2 separate regions of the Homo sapiens genome follow, and region 2 is linked to region 1. Evidence: read pairs that join two places in POLR2A ChIA-PET (ENCODE). Cell type or tissue: OCI-LY7. All regions are shown on one strand.

Region 1 (8,000 bases):
ACAGAGCAGAACCATAATAGTAAACCCTTTGCAAGAAACAGGCACATCTCCACATTAAGAAGGTTTGGCTGCAGGTGGGTATGAAAATGCAGAGTTTATGGAAACTTTGCCTTTTATTTATTTTTTTATATCCTCTGTTGCAACTGCAGATCTATGTGAGTGTAGCTAGCCTCTCTACTATGCCTTTTGGGAAACACACCTTGAGGTCTCTGCAGCCTCCTGGCCTGATGTTTGCATAGTTGAGTTGAGGAGGCTGGTAGTTTTCGGCCCAAACATCAACACAGAGGTTTACTTTGCCCTTGTATTAGATTAAAATGCTGGAACATATTTATAAGCTAAATTTGTTGTTGTGTTGTTGGTCAGTCTTCTTTCAAAAAAAAAAAGAACTTATTCTATAATTACATTTAGCAGAAAGCCATTTCCTACTTTTTCCTAGTGTAGGTCTCATGCTTAACTGTTCTGACATCACCTGGCCCCTCTATGGCTTAGCAACAAAAACTTCACTGAAATGAAGAATGCAGTTATTTATGCTGGCTGCTCTGGCAGGAAAGAAATTCAAAACATAATTTTTTAAAGTTATAACTATGGCTTGCATATAAACATAAGCATGTGGCAAATATTTACGTAATTCATTAATGAGGTAACGAGCAGAATGATAAAACCAGTGCAAAGAGTATTTGAGAAACTAAATATATGCGGGCATCTGAGAATGAATGTTGGAATAAGATTGCTGGGTTAGACAGAACACTAGTTAATACTATACTTGGCAATAAAAGTATAACCTTTAAAGTCATCCTTTTTTTTTTTTACCAGACCAAAATCACTTGCATCACTACTGAATAAAATCCTACAAATTAGCATGTCATCTCATAGAGTCTGAGCCTTAATTAGTAACAAATAATATGTCAAATAAGATACATTCCCCTAGAGAATCAGGTCATCTTTGGGTAGGTCTTTTAGAAAATGCTCTTACAAGACCGTGAAAACTGAGGCTATTCTACTGCCTTATTTCAAGTTTGATACTCTGTCTTAACATTAGTAAAGGGATTTTGGGAGGGCAAAGATGCCTCATATCAACAGTTATTAACAATTGAGGTCATGGGACAAATAGTTATAGAAATATTAATAGAACAATATCACCCCTCAGATTATGTTGAATACTAAAATATAGAGTTGGATGTAGAAGCAACCAAGTATCCCTCAAGGAATGAATGAACAACATGTGGCCTATCCATACAATGGAATATTGTCCAGGCTTTCAAAGGAAGGAAATTCTGACACATGCTACAACATGGATGAATCTTGATGACATTATGCAAAGTGAAATAAACCAGTTACAAAAAGAAAAATACTGTATAATTCCACTTAAAAGTTATCTAGAGTGGTCAAATTCACAGAAACAGAACATAAAAAGGTAGTTGCCAGGGCTTGGGGAAGGGGAGAATGGAGAATTGTAGTTTAAGAGGTATATAGTTTTAGATTTGCAAGATGAAAAAGTTTTGGAGATTGGCTGCACAACAATATGAACATACTTAACACTACTGAACTGTACACTTAGAAATGGTTAAGATGGTAAATTTTATGTTATGTGTTTTTTACCACAAAAATTTAAAACATTTACAAAGTTGGTATCATCAGTTCAGATGCCAGTTATAAGGCAAGGGAATGATTCCCACCAGAGTAAGATCAAAGTATGCATGGCAAGGAACCATCTTTTTACTGTCTGAAGTACCAGTTTATGACTTAACTTACAATGGGACATGAAGGAAATGAATGCAAAGATGCCAACCTAGCTGTGGTGGACTTCAGCTCACATCATGGAAACCATGAAGCAATTTAGCAAAGTTGGCTGCCTAAGCAGCCAAGGGTCCTGTGGTGCCTGTTAAAATCCAGCAAAAGCAGGGATGAGGTGCATTGGCCAGGGCCCAGTGCGTAGCCCCACAGCTGCAAAATGCTATCTGGCCTTTGAATCAGCACTCAGTGCTCCCCTTACCACTCTTAACTCTTAACTGCAAGAGTTAAACGCTGGAAAAGCTCAATCTAATATTCACTAAACAAACACTGAGAACCAGCTTTCTAATCATCACGTCTGCATCTTTTCTCATTACCTCCAGACTTTTGTCATAGGCCCTTGAAAAACTGGGCCTCTTGAAAAAAATGCAAAGAAAATCTTCTTGTTGTCCAAGGGCAAAGTTCTCACCCTTTCCTGATGTGACTACCTTAAGTGGTCTATACACTCCAGCAGAAAGTGGGAAACCCTCACAAAAGAATCTTTACCACGTCCCTATGAAATATTTTTATTCCTTTATAAAGTTGATTAATCTTCACAATAGAGCAATTATGTCTCTTTTCTCTCTCCTTCCTTCCTCCCTTCCTCCCTTTCTTTTCTTTCTTTCTTTCCTTCTTTCTTTCTTCCTTTCTTTCTCTCTTTTCTTTCTTTCTTTCTTCCCTTTTCTTTCTTCCTTTTCTTTTTTCTTTCTTTCTCTTTCTTTCTCTCTTTCTTTCTTCTTTCTTGATCAATAGAAACTTTCTCTAATTTTTATGGTGAACCGACATGATGCCATGGAATGCAGATTTAGATGGAACATTAAGCCCAGTTGGATTTTAAAATCCTTTATGGAGTCAAGGAAAACTACGCCCACCTCCATTAGGTAATGTCCTTCGATGCCTTGCATTCCACCCACAGTCAGAGTATTTTACCATATGGTCATTAATTTTTCAGCATTATAAAAATTGAGAAAATTTATTTATTTTCAAAAAATGTTTAACACTAACACTTAACCCTACACTAAAAATAAAAAGCAACAATGTCTAGAAATATGTTTTGTTCCATCATAGCTTCCATTGTTAAAATGTAGAACAAGCTGTCAAAATTCAAACACCCCTTAGCGCCAAAAAAAAAATCATTCTGTTTGACTTAGGAGCCTCCTCTTGGTATGATTTGCTTCACCCTAACTGAATTTATTGAGGATTACAGAGGTTGTGCATTGAAGTGTCCCTTCCAAAACCCAAACAAATCTCTCACACAAAGAGGACAACAGTAAAAGAAGCATGCAATTTACCAGGGCAGGCTGCTTACTGTCTTTTTTTTCTGATTTGCTTTACTTGTTTTAGTTTATGTTTTCATAAATCCTGTTTTGTTTAGCAACAGGTGTAACCCAGCTGCACCCACCCTAAAGTTGCTGTCTTTCTATTTCAGACTGTCTCCTGACATGGAATGACTCCAGAAGGCTCAGCCAAGAAAATAATTATGACAAGCTCAGAGAAATCTATAAAATGTTTAAATAGCTAACTAGCATGTTAACTACTGGAGGAAGCAGGTAGAATTAAATGGAAATATTAACTTTGAGATTAAAAAAATAAGAAGACAGAAAGAAAGCAAGCCCCAGGAAAAGTAAGGGAAAGGAGCAGTGAGCCAGGAGCGAGAGGAGGCTGGCCTTGGAAGCAGCGACAGTCTGAAAATATAGGTGCTGTAAAATATTTACTTGTCCTAAGTGCTTTCTCCTCCCCTGCCTGGTTGTGCCAACTCACAACCTCTTGTAAACTCTTCCATTTTTTATGGTTTTCTAGGGGCAGATGCTTATCAGCTGAAAGGTGAACTGCAACTATTTCACAGAAAATAAACTCAGAGTATGTTTATGTGATTGTTACTCTAAGACAGCAAGAAAAAAAAAATGAATTCAGCACACGAGCCATTTTAAAAATCTTGATCCTCGCCAAACCCCAAACCAAATTTGTGTCTTACACTGTTCTCTTCAGCCCCCTTTCACGTTCCTCCCCACAAGAATATAATCATTTGGACAACCCTAAGAGTCGCAAGCTAAGTCACTATTGTCACAGCTTGGCTTGTCTGGCAGTTTGGACACTGCCCAGTGTCCCCTCCAGGGAGCAGAGGAATCCGTGTAAAGATTTTACTTAATCATTATTTTTAACCTTTGGGGGTTGCAGCTAATGATATGAAAAAAGCCTTCAAAACCACACAATATACTGGGGCATAAAAATGGCCTATATTTGAAAATAACTCCAAGTTTAGCTGTTTTGGAATAAAGCAAATGTTTAAAGTAGCCTGAAGTGAAACTTGAATGTTTCAATAGGCCCAGCTGCCTCTGAGGCTGGCGTGGGGCTCGGGGAGGAAGCGGTGGTTTCTCTTTGAAGCCTGGCTGCAACAAGTCCAGGAGCGGCCAAATTGCAGAGAGAAGCTGCCTCCCCAGCCTGCAGGTCCCCCCGAGAGCTGCTGAGACAGAGCCATCATCATCTCACTTCTTTCCTGAAGGCAGAAAAAGAGGAGGAAAACAAGAAACACAAAAGGAGGACTTGGAAGATTTAGGGCTCTGAGTGCAAACGTTTTTGTGGCAATTAAAGTTTAAAGAAACCAAGCTGGCCCGCAGCAGGAGGAACTATGTTGAACACCAAGCAAACTGAGGAGGAGAGAATTGGAGTTTTTATTTTCTGCTTTGATAAAACAAACAAATAAACAGACAGACAAAAAAACTGGGATCCAAGAAACGAAGGAGACAAGATGACCGAGTGGGAACATGTCTCCAATGGGTTGTTTCATTTTTTGTTTCCGGTAATGAACCACCAGCAAATCCGAAGTACCCTACACCCTACATTGTCCCCTCCTTGTCTTCTAAGTGACCTAGTAGCAAGCTTTTTTTTTTTTTTTCCAAATTCTGTGGTCTATAGTGTATGTCAGAAGAGAACCTCCTCCCCCATCCTCTTTTCTCAGCTGAAGACTGGCTCCCTATGTCACTAAGATTACAAAAGAGGAACTTCCAAGCACTCCCATGTCCATAAATACTCACCTTTGTTTGCAAACCTCACATTCTGCTTCCTCTCCTGTCACTCTGTATGAACAGTCCATAACCCTTCGGCCACCCTCCACCTATGCGCTGGAACCCAAATGCACTCACCTACTCCAGGACATCATTTGTCCCCTGTCTCTTCTGCTGCATCATCAACTTCTACTTTTGACTATATTATTCCCACATACAAACATGCTGCAATTCTCCCATTTCAGGGGAAAAAAGTTTCTCTTTACCCCACTTCACCACCAGCTACCATCCCATCTTCTGGTCCCCTTTATGATAAAACTATGAAAAGCATAATTTATATCAGTGCTGTCCAGTAGCCATATAATGTGAGCCACATCTGTCATTTTAATTTTTCTAGTAGCCACATGAAAAAAATTTAAAAAGAAACAAATGAAATTAATTTTAATAATAAATTTTTGGAGTTATTTTCAGATATAGGCCATTTTTATGCCCCAGTTCTGTACAGCCCCAATTTCTCCTCCTTCCATCCTCTTTTGAACCCATGTCTCAGGGTTTTGCCTTCACCACTCAACTGACACTGCTCTTATCAAAGTCTCCAATAATTTGCTCTATCTAGAGGTCAATTCTCAGCCTATCACTTGCTTGACCTGTCACACTGTATTAGTCAATGTTCTCTAAAGGGACAGAACTAATTGGACAGATGAATGTATGAAGGGGAGTTTGTTAGGAGAACTGACTCACATGATCACAAGGTTAAGTCTCACAATAGGCCATCTGCAAGCTAAGAAGCCAGGAAGCCAGTCTGAGTCCCAAAACCTCAAAAGCAGGAAAGCTGACAGTGTAGCCTTCAGTCTGTGGCCAAAGGCCCAAGAGCCCCTGGCAAACCACTGGTGTAAGTCCAAGAGTCCAAGAACTTGGAGTCTGATGTTTGAGGGCAGGAAGCATTCAGCACAAGAGAAAGATGGAGACCAGAAGACTCAGCCAGTCTAGTCCTTCCACATTCTTCTGCCTGCTTTTATCCTAGCTGTGCTGGCAGCTGATTAGATTGTGCCCACCAAGACTGATGGTGGGGTCTGTGCCTCCCAGTCCACTGACTCAAATGTTAATCTCCTTTGGCAACATCCCCACAGACACACCCAGGAACAATACTTTGCATCCTTCAATCCTATCAAGTTGACACTCAATATTTACCATTAAGCGGCATTTAACCCAGCAGATCACTCTTTCCTGCTTGATAAACTTTCTTCCCTTGGCTTCCAGGATACCACCACACTCTCCTGGCTTTCCCCTTACCTCACTGGTTGCTGCTCCCCCGTCACCTTTGCTGGTTTATTCTCGTCTTTTCGCCCTCTAAATTATGTGCCAGTGGAAAGTCCCAGCACTCATTCTTCCATCCTCTTTACTTTTCTAGTCACTCTGTCTCCTGGATGCTGTCATCCACCTATTTGTTGACAAATCTCCACCCTGGATCTCCCTTCTGAACTCCAGCCCCATAATCTCCCTTCAGGCCCATGTATCTCCATTTGGACATCGCAAGGCCTATCAAACCTAATGTGTGCAGAAATTGATCTCCTGATTACCACCCTTGAAACTTTCTTCTCCTGCTACTTATCTCATCTCAGGATATGGCAACTTCTTGCTCCGGTCTTGAGAACATCCTTGTTCATCTTTCTCATACACTACCTCCAATCCTTCAACAAATCCTCTCAAGTATACCCTCAAAATATATCCCCAATCTGCCCATTTCTTTCCTTCTTGTCTGTTTTGCTTCTCACGGTAGGTGGCTGGTACTAAGTGGTCGATGATAAATGAAAGACCACTTCCTGAACCCATGAGAAGCAGAGACAGGCTGGTGTTGCATCATTTTATGCCCAGCTACAGCTGATGTTACAGACACTATAGTAATACTACAGAGCTGGGGGTGGGAACCAGAGAGGGCTGGAGATTTCCCTGAGTAGGGAAGAAGAGACACAGCAGAGTAGCTCAGGTGTGATCATTTGCAGCCTAACTAGGTGGAATGCCATGGCTGGGCCACTCCACTTTGCCATTCCTTATCCATCCAGTGCAATTAACCTAAGTGTTCTAATTGCCTCCTCCCACTCCCTTCAAGAATACCATCAATCTCTCTGGCATTGGTTGCTCTGATTTTAAAGGCCCTCATACCAGTCCCATGTGTCATCTTCCCTTCTCTCTCAACTTGATAAAAGAGAGGGAAAACCCTTGTAGGCTCCTACTCTAAGGTCTAGAAATCAGCTTTGTGCTCAAGGAATTTTTTCTATGTCATTGAATCTAACATTTTAAAATCAAGTTGGAGAAATCACAAACTAGAAGATTTATAGATTTTGTATATAAAAATAAAAAATTACTCCATTCATAAGAGACTAAACAATCTTAAAAATTACTCAACAAATGGGAAAAAAATAGTCACAGAAACTAAGTCACATAATTAATATTTAAATAAAGCTGTAGGATCCAAAAGATAAATACATATGTAAATGATATGAACATATAGTCCTCAAGAGACAATACAAGTGGTTAGCAAATATTGAAAACTGAGTTGGGCAAGGTGGTTAAGGCCTGTAATCCCAACAATTTGGGGGGCTGAAGAGGAAAGATGGCTTGAGCTCAGGAGCTTGAGACCAGCCAGGGAAACATAGGGAGACCTCATCTCTGAAAATATGTTTAAAAATTAGCCAGGCATAATGGCACACACTTGTGGTCCCAGCTACTCAGCAGGCTGTGTGGGAGGATTGCTTGAGCCCAAGAGGTCAAGGCTACAGTGAGCCATGACTGCTCTATTGCATTCCAGCCTGGGCAACAGTGAGACCCTGTATCAAAAAAAAAAAAAAAAGGATTTGGACTTTGCTAAGGAAATAAGAAATAAGAAATCTGAAATAAGAAAAATAAAACTTGTATTCAAAAGGTTTTATAGTGAAGATGGCCAAATAGGAACAGCTCCAGTCTAGAGCTCCCAGCGTGAGCGATGCAGAAGACAGGTGATTTCTGCATTTCCAACTGAGGTACTGGGCTCATCTCACTGGCGAGTGCTGGAAAGTGGGTGCAGGACAGTGGGTGCAGTGCACCCAGTGTGAGCCAAAGCAGGGCAAGGCATCGCCTCAACCGGGAAGCACAAGGGGTCAGGGAATTCCCTTTCCTAGTCAAAGAAAGGGGTGACAGATGGCACCTGGAAAATTGGGTCACTCCCACCCTAATACTGTGCTTTTC
Region 2 (8,000 bases), 400 kb before region 1:
ACATTGGACCCAGAATCAGAAGGGTCCATACTCCAATCTCAGCTCCTCTCCTCACTCAGCAGTGTGACTCTGTGCAAGATACTCAACCTCTCTGTGGTTCATTGTGTCATCTATAAAATGGGTATAATAATAATTTTACATGTTTCTGTTAGATTGAAATGAAATGTATGTGAAAGTGCCTAGAACACATAATAAATAATCAATTAACAATCAGTAACCCTTCCCTCAACTACGTGGAAAAAGTCGAGAACACGTAGGGAATAATAAGATCAAAATATGAAAGTCACGAAATCTAAGCACAGAGTTACATAACGGCTTAACAATTAGTCTTCCAAGAAAATATTAAATTAAAACCAGTGTATCTTGTTTAAAAGCCAGAACACAATGCATTTTATATGTAAAAATCAAGGCAATGTAAAGTACCCAGTAGTGTTTCTGGCACATGAGATATACTCAATAAACATAACATAAATGAATTGTTCAAGTTTAGAAAAAACTCAATAAAAAATTATAAAAGCAAGTTTTGATACTAAAAGAGCCAAATTTCACTTGTCTAGAAAATTGACTCATGTGAGACACCTTCTTCCAAAACTATGCTTCCAACACTATTTTTAAAAGAGTAGCTATACACTTTGTCTTTTTTACTCTTTTCTCTCATCTAAGAGATGACATAAGTCATGCTGGCTAAAAAAGTATTTTCACAAAAAAAGAAAAAACTCAGACAACTGAGAAGCAGCTATCAGTCTTGCTGGCCATTTTAGGTTTAATAATATGTTAAACTTCCCAATTATCTCAAGCTCTGCCCCTGTGGTTCCTTAAAACTAACTGATTCCAGAGTAGTTATCTCATGGTCTCTATATTCTCTGTAAAGATTCAATTGTATATCCCACCGGTCACCATTAACTCTGGCAGCAAATCTTCCATCTGCTGGGCTTCCACAGGCTAGGCACGGTGGCTCACACTTGTAATCCCAGTATTGTGAAATCAGGCTGAGGCAGGCAGATCACTTGAGGCCAGGAGTTAGAGACCAGCCCGGCCAACATGGTGAAACCCTGTCTCTACTAAAAATACAAAAATTAGCCGGGTGTGGTGGCACATGCCTGTAATCCCAGCTACTTGGGAGGCTGAGGCATGAGAATCGCTTGATAAGAATCACTTGAACCCAGGAGGCAGTTAGAGTGAGCCGAGATCACGCCACTGCACTCCAGCCTGGGCGACAGAGCAAGACTCTGTCAAAACAAAACAAAACAAAACAAAACAAAACAAAACAAAACAAAACACCCTCAACAAACAAGGAATCTCTGATTGCTACTTTCCTGACATCTGTACTTTAAAGAAAACATACCAGTGACAAAGAGACAATTGTGTCTAATGAATGTAAAATCAAAAATAACAGCTAATATGTATTGGCCATTTACGGTCTACCAGGCACTGTTTAAGTCCTCTATATTGGTCACATAATAAGTGCTATGTTAATTTCCACTTTTTTGGATGAAAAACCTGCCTGAAGGTCAGAGTGCAAGTCAACTATAGAGCCAGGATTTAAACTCAGTCAACTATTATCCAGAGCCAATGTTTTAAACTATAATACTGTAAAGAAACTCTTAATCTGAAGTCCCATACCTCTTAACTTAAAAAGCACAAACTGCAGCTTGGAAACACAATGATTCTGACATGACTATTCTCCTATGATATAAACATTTAAAATTTTCCCTCTCTTGTCCTGTCCTCCTCATCCTCAAAAACCAGCAGAGTCATCTAACCAGCTGCAATCCAGCTATTGCAATCCAGCCAGTAGACCACACAGCCAGGGGGCAGAAGGAAGAGAAAGGAGGGAGAGCTGTGTATATTCTATACATAGCTGCATATACTTCTCCCCACCACCCCCAGATATCTGTGACATTATAATGCTGAGAAGTTAGGTTACACAGCACGTATTAATGCACAGACTTAACCATTCCGTATTTTTTAAAGTTAGCCACAAAGTATTGTACAAGCCAAAATGGTACATGATTTTTCATCTACAGACTATATAGTACAGGTTGTTGTACAGTTGGTATGAAGTTATTTATCAGCAGGTTTTTCAAACTTGGCAGCTCTTTCTTATCCCTCTCTTGGTTAAGACAAGTTTTTTCACTGCATTTAAAGTTCAAAGACACAAGACAAGTGATTTTTGCCAATTGTTCTTATGACTTGGAAGCAATGGACACTTGTTCCTGAGCCTCTCTGATTTTTGGCACACAGGAGATAAACTCTGAGAAACATACACCCACTGTTACATGGAGGAGAAAGTACAGACATCAAAGCACCATTTACTTTATTTTTAGATATCATATCAAGGCTATTCAGGTTTCTTAAGAAGATCCAATAGAAAAAAGAAAAAGAGAGATGAGATTATCACTCTCATGCTTATGCAATACGATGTCCTAAATAGGTTCCAGTTCATTTTCTTTAGACTTCAGCCATCAGAATATATTCAGACCCTCCCCGTCCCACTGCCCCGGCACCCTCCTGCCTGTTTGCCAGATACTTCCTTGGAAACACTTTGGTAGGACACAAATACAATGCATGCAAGACAAATCAGCATAATTTTCAAGTAACTTGCAGCTTCCAGGAACACTAATTTCAGTAATAACTATATGCCTTCACTTCCCAAAACATTAGCACTGCTGTCAAAGAGATCTGGGTCATTTTCCTGGCTTTGAAGCTCTTTGTTTCTTCAAAGACTACAAGAGGCAAACCAAGAAAGCAAGAGAGACATGCACCAGGAAAATTATGTGATTACTGAAGTAATAGATTCCTCTAAGTGTAACTTTCTTTTGAAGCTTTGGAGAAAAAAATAAAAATTAGAGGCCGGGCGCAGTGGCTCACGCCTGTAATCCCAACACTTTGGGAGGCCGAGGCGGGCGGATCACGACGTCAGGAGATCGAGACCATCCTGGTTAACACAGTGAAACCCCGTGTCTACTAAAAATACAAAAAATTAGCTGGGCATGGTGGCGGGTGCCTGTAGTCCCAGCTACTCGGGAGGCTGAGGCAGGAGAATGGCGTGAACCTGGGAGGCGGAGCTTGCAGTGAGCCGAGATCGTGCCACTGCACTCCAGCCTGGGCGACAGAGTGAGACTCTGTCTCTAAATAAATAAATAAATAAATATAAAAATTAGAAACTAGCCTTCAGCAGGACCATAGAAGACAAAATCTCCATTCTTTCAGGGCTGTCCCTATCAACAACCATGTTTCTAGGAACAGCCTGTGCACTGGTGAAGAAGCTAGTAAAAATATTCAGGTTCACAGCCAACTCAGAGCCACAAAGACCAGCAAACATACTGAGATGGAGCATGGATGGAGCATGAACTATGTGGGAAGCAGGAAAAATTGTGGAGTGCTAGAAAAGACAGACCTGATTGGGGTGACTGAGAGCAACCAGGTTTGGTTCCAGGGAAGGAGGTATGTCTGGTCCCTAGTCATCAAACTGAGAGCAGTTTGAGACCAGCCTTTCCTGGTCCTCTGGCCTCTCCCACAGTGGTGAGGCATCATTATTCAGTCAGCAGAGTGGCCTCTGGCACATGCAGGAGTCCTGGAAAAGGACTTGAGAGAGCTGACAGTCTCTGCCACTGGATTTCTATTGTATGTTGACAGATTACTTGACTTCTCTGAGTCTTGGTTTCCTGATATGCAAAATGGTGATAATAAAGCCTGCCTTAACTGCTTCCCAAGGTCATCAAGAGGGTCAAATACAATTATATGAAAGTGTTTTGCAAAGTTATAACAGCTAGAAGTTGCAGGCCTAGAAGCTGGGCTTCCTAAAAATTATACAAACTTTGACTAAATGAAGGCAAGTACAAGTTACAACTAGAACCCAATTCTCCATACAAATAAACCTCTGCTATACCTATATACAAGCCAGTCAAACAGACTACCAGCAACTGAGAAACCCCTAATGTTGGCCATAGGCAAGACAGCTCATGAGTGGCTGAGGTTTCTGGCCAGAGCTCAGAGTCCCACTGGTGAAACGACGTGGTAGCTAGTTCCTCTGCTGTCTATCCTGTACCCTTTCCTTCTTCCAGAAAAGCACTCTTTAGCCTCAAGTGCCCACTTTGTCCTCCTCCTCTCCCACCTTGTGCTTACAGCCTGCCCCTCCCTGGCTACAATAGGTGGTGGAGGGTGGGACTGCATGTGACCACAGCAGGACCAGTCAGAAGGCTGTTTTGAAAGGTTTCAAACTGGAACTAAGAGGAGAGACCCCTCCCAGCAGACACTGGGGGGATCTGCAGCTTGGGAATCACGTGAAACCAGTTTTTCACTAAATGCAGGAAGTTAGTTTGAGAAGAGGAAGTTAACACTCAGAGAGGCAGAAACCCTGGACTCCTGCTGCTGCAACACCCTAGGGCCAGATGTCCTATGCTCTCCACCACCCCTGCTCCTTCCTGGGAGGATGTGAACCTGCTAAGGAACTCCCAAAGAAGTTCATGTTTGATTTTGTAACACACAACCCAGGTGCACTGACCCCACATTAAAAAATGGCAATTTCCATACTAAGGCAGACTCACAGGCTATTCAAACCAGTATCCGGTTTCAGGAAAGCACACCAAGGGATGTTTGCAGGAGGCTATGGTTGTCCTCAAAAATGTAACCTGCTTTGAATGGCTTTTGAAACATCCTAGTTTGCCATTGGGTCCAATACAGCTCTGTAAATGTATCTTTACCTCTTTTGCACCTATTTGTATTTTCAATCTTTATCCACTTTCAAAGATAACCCATTCCAAATATGTACTGTCTACTGTCTGAAGCAATAAGTATTACACCTCTTCAATGTTCAAAGCCTAAAATACAAATTCTCTTTGTCAACTTGTTTCATATCACTGTGTGAGTTTCTGTCCTTATCAAAATTAAGAGGAAAAAAACAGCCCCTACCTCTATTAAATCAACTGAACTTTCTCCAATTTTATGTAGAACAGCACCATATAAACTTTTATGTAACCCCAATCTCCCTGAGTGTTTTAGTGTTACATTAAATAAGTAGTAAGGGTAAACAATGAAATAAAGGCAAAAATAGAAAAATAAGAAAAAAAAATTTAAGAAGATTGGAATTCATTTTGTAATGTAAACAACATGAAAAAACTGGAAAGAAATATCTCCAAAATTTTTATTTTGGGTGAGGATGATGGACAAATTATTTTATTCTTTATTTTTTTCCCCATATTACTAGAATTTCTATACTGGGTAAATATTATTATTCTAATTATTTAAAGTTATCAAAAAAAAAAACCACTGTGAGAAAAACGTGTAAATGTAGAGTTAACTGGTCAAAAGAAGGTTAAAAGGCAACAACAATAACAAAAAATCTTTAAAAACAATCAGGCAAAGGTAGCCAATCATGCAGGAGAGCCTTACCAAATGTTGAGACCTAGGCCCTCGGAGGAGTAAGCCAGCCTCCAGCTTAGCTGTTTCGGGGACAGATAATGAAACAGGGACTAGAACATGCAGCCCCAAATCCCTTACATCCCCTTGCCACGGGGTGGCCCATTCTGCTTTAGCAAACAGTCATCCTTAGACAAGGAAGTCATAAAGGTAGCTCTGAATAAAGGCCTGGAAATCCTACGTGACATGCTCTACTGTTTGGAGGTTGTGCTCTGAAGCAGAAGGCTGAGGTGCCCACACTGAGAAGCGAAATGGCCACTCAGGGAAAACACACTTGGACTCTCTCTAGCTCCTGGCATGTATTAGGTGTTCAATACATATTTATATAAAAATGGCACTTAAATGAATAATCATGATGAAATGTGTAGGTGGTCAAAGAGGTACCACGAACCTGGGCAGTAACAAGAGGAGAGACCCATGGGAAGGCTTCCTGGTAGAGGTGATACTTGAGCTGGGTTTAAAGGATAAGTAGGAATTTGCCAGGTAGATAAAGTGAAGAGCAGGCAGGATTCCAGGCAGACACAAAGTCAAGACGGAGAAGCTGAGCTGGAGCAAATGGCTTAGCTTTGTGGAAAATAAAGTTGAATGGAACCTTGAGGAAAGGGTAGAATTTGGATAGAAGTAGAAGGGGAGGAAAAAGCAGAATAAGCAAAGACATTGCAGGAAGAAATGGAATGTGAGACTTTTATTCGTTCAGTAAATATTTATTGAAATATCTACTCTGTCCCAGGCCCAGGGCTAAAAGCTTGAGGTGTAAGAAAGCTTATGAGTAACTCAAACCACAGATAACAACCCCATGAGACTGGTACTCTTCTCCCCACTGTGGAGATGACAAAAGTGAGGCTTTATAGTGAGGAAGTAAACCACCCAATGACACAGAGCTAATAAATAGCATAAATCTAGCTTTTAAGTCTGTGTTATTATAGCCAGGCTTTGGAGCACACTGACTGAGTTGTTTGTTTTTTAAAATCACAGTCTCAGAGGATGTGGGAGAATCCATGCAGTCCCTATTCTGTTACTCAAATAAAAAATCATGAACACTGCTTGCTTTCCTTTTATGAATTTTTTTCTGACCTGGAGGATAAATATGTGGGAGTCATGAGTTCTTACTTATAAATGTCCCAAGTATTTTGGAACAGTTACTAAAGGGACAAGATCAGACTCTGGAAACAGCCTGATTACACCAACTGGCAACTGAAGTCCATCCACTTCAGAACGTGCTCAGATAGATAGCAAGGGGAGCAGATCCAGTGGCCATCTGAGAAAGGTCAGTCGGGTCCCACCGAAAAACATTTTGCAAAAACAAAGCCAGACTGAGATTCATGTGGAAAATGTTAAACACGCTCTATGCTGGAAAACTCTGAGACTCCTACACTGCTGACTGCCTGCAGTAGACTATTCGGTAAATGACACATCTTCCAAAAAGCTGAGCTTAATTATTCCGAGGTTGTCTAAAATCAGCACTTGAATTGGCCAGGTTCTCTATCATGTGCCAAGTGAAGTTCATCTCTTCTGAAAATAAGGAAGCTTTCGGCCCTCACGTATATTTCTAAACACAAACATATACATACATACCGTTTTGACAAAGAACAAAAATCCTGCTTAACTTTTTCTTCTGAGATTAACCATGAGCCATTAGGTAAAGAAGGGAAAAGAGTGTTTTTTAGTGTCACTGAAAAGTCAGTTAAATCTATAGTAGTTCTTCCTTTGCCATACACTTTAAACCTTTACTTTTTTTCCTCCCCCAAAACAAGAGGCATTTCTTTGGACTTATAAAAAGCTACAATTATGCCAGTTGGTGGACCAAAAAAAAAAAAAAAAAATCTTCAAGACTGTAATCAGAAATAACATTAATATAAATTTTCTCCATCATTAAATAAGAAAATTAGTTTTTCCTTTTAAATTTATTTTTTAAATCCTTTAATTAGAACATAGTTCTAATGCATGAATTTATACAATCCTTCCACATCTATTTTTGCATTCCAATTGGAAAGATAGCTCTGGTATAATCATTTGTGATTATCACGATGCCTCACATAAAAAGCTGTTATTGTATTTGAAATGTCTAAGGTAGACAGGGATTCTTATCTCCCAAAAAGCAACCCATCCTCTACCTCCATGAAACTGCTTTCTGTGGAGAAATAAATAATAAGTGCAATCTTTCCTAAAATACTTTTTAACATGTATATTCATGAAATAAAGGGGGATAACTTTATTGCAAAACTTGTCTCTAACTGAAAATTCGAGTTGAGGTGCAGTTTCACCTCAGGACTGTTTAATCAGGGGGCTGATTAAGGAATATTTTAATCAGCCTAAGTGAACCCAAATGAGTTTTGTTTTAACAGGCCTGAAATGATTTTTCTTCTTTTTTTTTTTTTCAATACACAATGTTAGGGTTTCCCAATTAACATTTCCTTGGAGATGAACCCAATTAATTGTTCAGCCCCCAACAGCAATAAATGCAGTCTTCTAAACGCAATGAATCAGGTGACCTCTCACACCTGGGTACATCCCAACTTAGTAGCATTAACAAGAAAAATGGACTTAAGAAAAACATTAAAAATATGACTCAAACATTT

Evidence for each region. ChIA-PET counts read pairs that join two places held together with the same protein. Peaks named below come from ENCODE experiments on the same cell type or tissue, not always from the same donor. Only the 100,000 strongest peaks of a DNase experiment are listed, where the experiment ranks them.
Region 2: POLR2A ChIA-PET joins it to region 1 with 13 read pairs; 5 of 35 experiments call an interaction of 5 or more read pairs at or near these places.

Annotation. Positions count from the first base shown.
Region 1 is chr13:50,508,879-50,516,878 of GRCh38, reverse strand. All of the region lies in intron 5 of DLEU1 (deleted in lymphocytic leukemia 1), which reads right to left. Among named protein-coding and RNA genes, the nearest start is that of DLEU1-AS1, 15 kb to the left of the region's middle. In OCI-LY7, CTCF peaks have their summits at 3,663 and 3,866; DNase peaks (open chromatin) are centred at 3,058, 4,118, 4,698, 5,518 and 1 weaker place; H3K4me3 peaks cover 3,395 bases; H3K27ac peaks cover 6,463 bases.
Region 2 is chr13:50,913,288-50,921,287 of GRCh38, reverse strand. All of the region lies in intron 1 of RNASEH2B (ribonuclease H2 subunit B), which reads right to left. Among named protein-coding and RNA genes, the nearest start is that of RNASEH2B-AS1, 6.6 kb to the right of the region's middle. RefSeq lists enhancers at 3,948-4,097, 6,296-6,385. In OCI-LY7, CTCF peaks have their summits at 5,308 and 5,509; DNase peaks (open chromatin) are centred at 4,337, 5,517 and 6,245; H3K4me3 peaks cover 4,194 bases; H3K27ac peaks cover 4,444 bases.